2 separate regions of the Homo sapiens genome follow, and region 2 is linked to region 1. Evidence: read pairs that join two places in POLR2A ChIA-PET (ENCODE). Cell type or tissue: PC-9. All regions are shown on one strand.

Evidence for each region. ChIA-PET counts read pairs that join two places held together with the same protein. Peaks named below come from ENCODE experiments on the same cell type or tissue, not always from the same donor. Only the 100,000 strongest peaks of a DNase experiment are listed, where the experiment ranks them.
Region 2: POLR2A ChIA-PET joins it to region 1 with 9 read pairs; 2 of 35 experiments call an interaction of 5 or more read pairs at or near these places.

What each region holds. Positions count from the first base shown.
Region 1 is chr15:80,738,683-80,741,182 of GRCh38, reverse strand. The region is part of intron 1 of ABHD17C (abhydrolase domain containing 17C, depalmitoylase); the gene reads right to left. Among named protein-coding and RNA genes, the nearest start is that of CEMIP, 39 kb to the left of the region's middle. In PC-9, no CTCF peak of the experiment used is centred here; a DNase peak (open chromatin) is centred at 1,092; H3K27ac peaks cover 1,350 bases.
Region 2 is chr15:80,666,026-80,668,525 of GRCh38, reverse strand. No RefSeq gene overlaps it. Among named protein-coding and RNA genes, the nearest start is that of ABHD17C, 28 kb to the left of the region's middle. In PC-9, no CTCF peak of the experiment used is centred here; no DNase peak of the experiment used is centred here.

The DNA of each region.
Region 1 (2,500 bases):
GCCTCCAGGAGCTGAGTCTAACTGGGGAGCCAAGACATACATATAAAAGGGGAGCACGAGCAGAAGCAAGGCTATATGTAAGGTGAGTAATTCGGACACAGATGTCATGGCAGATGAAGGAAGGGGATCAAGACCAGGCAGGGTACAAGCTATGTGGGCAACGGCAATGTCTGCTCTTGGTCAACTACTGATCTGTTTCCATGTCCACTAAACACGTGTTTTCATCAGATTCTCCCTGGACTTCATGAAATCTGTGGTCCTGACTTAAATGTGTAAGTAGGTATTTTCTGTACACTCTTCTCCAGGGAAAGGTCATTCTCACCAGTGAGACTAAACATATTCACTTTACAACAGAGTCTCAAGGTAGAGTGTCATCATATTTTGCCAAGATGAGTCTAGGACTGTACAGCTGGCCCTTGGGTCCCACGGCAGGTTCTGACACTGAAATCTGACTGAAGAGCTCAGACTTATGTAGAAGGACTGGAATTGGGACAAAACGTCTTGATATTAATGATGAGAATGCTGAGGCGGTAGAAGAACCATCATCATGACCTGTACCCCCTCACATTTCTTCCAGGCCAGAATTCTGATCCGTATGTCTCTGTACCTGAGCACAGTCCATCATCTTCAGCCCTTGGCGTTATAAACCCCAGAATCCTTTGACCTCTTGACCATCCTACTTTGGTCAACTCCCAGTCCCGGGAGTTGGCTTAGGTAAGGGGATTTGCCAGAGGGAGAAGGCAGGAAGGCAGACAGTTGATGTATTCTCCTACTACTGAAACCACGGGCCCATCCAAATGACCAGTGCAGCGAGTACAGCTGCACTGAAAATGGAATCCATGATGTTTCTGATCAGAGTCTATCGTAAGGGCTCAAAACTCTTGGGACATGTGTTTCTTCCCTCTAAGGAACTCAAGATATAGCTCAGAAGAAAGGATACTAACATGGTAGCAACAGGCAGTGTCCTGTTGCAAGTGGAAGACCGGCAGGGAGAAGTCACAGAAAAGTAAGTAATGAGGTCAAGTCTACCACAGGTCTGAGCAGGTGGCAGGATTAAAGCTGTTGGACATAGTATCAAGGGCTTAGTTAAGCAATAGAATCAGGAAGTCGGCATGTGTGGAAAGGGTAGGGCAAGAAAACAAAACAAATGAAAACAAACCCAGGCACTGACCAGGCAGTAGGGATTAGGAAGTCAGACGGGGAGCTAGTGCAGCCCCAAGTTCAGAACACACATAGCATCTGCAGAATAGATGTGTGACACTAGAGGCTTAAAAAGAAAGACGAACAGGCCAAAAGGGAAAAGATTTGAGTTAGGGAGAACTCAGCAGCCCACCTGTAAATTCAAGGAAATACCCAAATGACACAGAACAACAGGGGCTGTATTGGTCCACTTTGTGTTGCTATAAAGGAATACCTGAGACTGAGTAATTTATAAAGAACAGAGGTTTATTTGGCTCATGGTTCTGCAGGCTGTACAAGCATGGGACCAGTACTTGCTCCACTTCTGGTGAGGCTTCAGGAAGCCTTTCTCATGGATGGTGAAGGGGGACGCAGCGTGTCACATGGTGGGGGAGAGAACAAGAGAGATGTCAGGTTCTTTTTAAGCAACCAGCTCTCATATGAACTAATATAACAGAAAGAGAACTCATTACCATGGGGAGGGCACCAAGCCATTCATGAGGGATCCACCCACATGACCCAAACAGCTCCCAACAGACCCCATCTCCAACACTGGGGGTCACATTTCAACATGAGATTTGGAGGAGACAAATATCTAAACCATATCAAGGGCAAAATCAGGAAGGATTCTGATTTAAAATACATATAAAACAAAATTCAACATGTAGGGCAGTAGCTAAGGCATGGTTAATGGAGTTGTTGCCTGTGGAACCTGGCAGTCAGGATGAAAGAGAGCTCACAGGTAGGCTGTGTTTTCAGGGGCCAGGGGAGGCTTCTCTACCTTTGAAGGGATGAGGTGAAGAACAAAGTATTTTCTGCATCAGCAAAAGGTGCTTAATAAATATCTGCTGTTGACTACATCATGTCATTCTGAAAATGTTCTCCTCTGGTTCCCTTAATACCACATTAGCTAGATCTACCCTGCTCTTTCTGGGCACTCTTCTTCTGTTTCCTTTGGTCACTCCTCTTTCTTCTCCCACACAACAGGTTGGCATCCCTCAAAGCTCAATCCTCACCCCTTTCTGGCATCTTTTGTCTTCAAATTGATTTCCTTGTATTAATAGAACTTGTCCAATGCCAGCATCTAGCACAGTGGCTGACATATAGTAGTTATATGATAAATATTTGTTAAATGAATAAATGAGTGGCCAGACTCTCTAAAATGTTTGTTCATTTGCCCCCAGTATTTCATCTGAACTCTAGCCTCCCCACCCTTCCTTTCTTTTGATGCTTCCTCCTGAGCACCCCATCCCTTCACATGTAACATCTCCCAAACTTGACACTTCATATTCGTTCCCCAATCTTTCTGTTTCTATCAATC
Region 2 (2,500 bases), 73 kb after region 1:
GCATCCTTGCTCCGTCTCATTGCCTTGTTAGCCTGGTGGTTGCAAGGACTTTAGGCTCCTGAGGTTCCATTGAACTAGCTGGGCTAGTCCAGTCCTTGGACCTTTGAACTCAAGACAATGTCTTTTTACCTTTAGCCCAGTTTCTTGGTGTCCCATTGACCTAACCAACCTTACCAAAAAGGTCTTTTCTTTAGTATGAATGCTCAACCACCCCTGACCTGCCCAAGTAACTTGAGACTGTAACTCCCAGGTGCCATCATCGGACAACTGATTCATGCCTTGTTTCTCCATCTCGAAGGTCCAGAAAACAGGAACATCTGGTATCCCAAGTATGTGAGAGATTTAGATTAAGTCAGCCTACATACAATCTGATTAAAGAGCACTGTGAAAATGTCAAATGCTATAAATATGGATAATATAGTAGTAACTGAGAAGCAGCTTGGTTAATTGAAGCCAGTCCCAAGAGCTATCCCATAATTATGGGGTGATTGTGTCTGGTATGCCCCGAAGCATGGCAAAGATCTTTTATGCAAAGAGACAAGTCAAATAATTTTGCATCCCATTAACGTCTAAGATACAACTTTAACCTAGGAAATAATGCTAAGCATTCTTAAGAGTTTGATAAGTAAAGAGAATGTCTTGACTTAGGCACCAGCTGTTTGTCTTTATGGCATGTGACCCCAGTCACCAGCTGGCAGTTCTAAAAGAGAATGGGTCCTCCATTGTACCTCAGGCTCTTGGCAAATCCATCTGAGTGTGAAATAACTAGAAAAGTTTTTCTCTGACCTGAATAGATGAGAAAAAAATATGAAAAATCAGGGATGAGGATTACACTCTCAAGGTCAACAATTCCTAAGTCAATAACCAGGACTCCAGTGTTTACAATACTGACATTACCTTTTCTTTTTTCTTTTTCTTTTTCTTTTCTTTTCTTTTTTTTTTTTCAAGACGGAGTTTCTCTCTTGTTGCCCAGACTGGAGTGCAATGGCGTGATCTCCATTCACTGCAACCTCTGCCTCCCAGGTTCAAGCGATTCTCCTCTGGGAATCCTCAGCCTCCCACATAGCTGGGATTACAGGCACCTGCCACCACACCTAATTTTTTTTTTTTTTTTTTTTTTTTTTTGTATTTTTAGCAGAGATGGGGTTTCACCAGTTGGTCAGGCTGGTCTTGAACTCCTGACCTCAGGCGATCCACCTGCCTCGGACTCCCAAATTGCTGGGATTACAGGGACATTACCTTTTCTTGAAATGTTAACAAAGGCCAGATGCGGTGGCTCACGCCTGTAATCTCAGCACTTTGTAAGGCAGAGAGGCAAGAGGATTGCTTGAGCCCAGGAGTTTGGGACCAGCCTGGGTGACATAGTGGTGTCCTGCCTTTAAAAAAATAATTAAAATTAAAAAAAAGTAGATGTCTCCATTCTTCTTTCATATCTTGATGTTAGCCACATTCCTAAATAATACCCCATAATAAGACTATTATGTTTTTAATTTGACAGATTAAACCTCCAGATCACAGATTTATTATTTTATTATTATTATTTTTTTGAGACAGAGTCTCCATCTGTCGCCCAGGCTGGAGTGCAGTGGTGCGATCTAGGCTCACTGCAAGCTCCGCCTCCCGGGTTCACGCCATTCTCCTGCCTCAGCCTCCCCAGCAGCTGGGACTACAGGCGCGAGCCACCATGCTCGACTAATTTTTTTGTATTTTTAAGCGTTAGCCAGGATGATCTCGATCTCCTGACCTTGTGATCCGCCCGCCTCGGCCTTCCAAAGTGCTGGGATTACAGGCTTGAGCCACCGCGCCCAGGGATTACAGATTTATTTATTTAAAACTTCCAGATTACAAATTTATTTTTAAAATGTTGCTGTGGAATGAGTACAGAAGGGATTGATGTAAAAATATGTGTGTACTCTGCAGTTTCCTTCTGTACCTTTTCACAGATTTGGTGTGGTTTTTTATTTGTTTGTTTTGTTTTGTTTGCTTTTTGAGACAGGGTCTCACTCCATCATCCAGGCTGGAGCATAGTGGTGCAATCTTGGCTCACTGCAGTCTCAACCTCTCGGACTCAAGTGATCCCCCCACCTCAGCCTCCTGAGTAGCTGGGACTACAGGCACACACACCACACCCAGCTAATTTTTTGTATTTTTGTAGAGACAGGGCCTTGCTCTGTTGCCCAGGCTGGTCTCAAACTCTTGGGCTCAAGCAATCGGCTTGCCTCGCCCTCTCAAAGTGCTGGGATTACAGGTGTGAGCCACCACACCCGGCCTTTCACACATTTATGTCTAGATGAATGATTTCATTCTTGGGCCTCTCCCTGGATAATCTCAACTTCTAAATCTTGAATACCTACCCACCTCTTTTCCCACGTCTTCAGTCTGTAATTCCACCTGCCTCCTAGGCATCTCCACTCCAATGAGCTGCAGGCCCCTTCTACTTATTATGGCTGAAATGGAGCTCAGCTCAAACCCCCACCTCATCTACCGGAGCCCTCCTCCC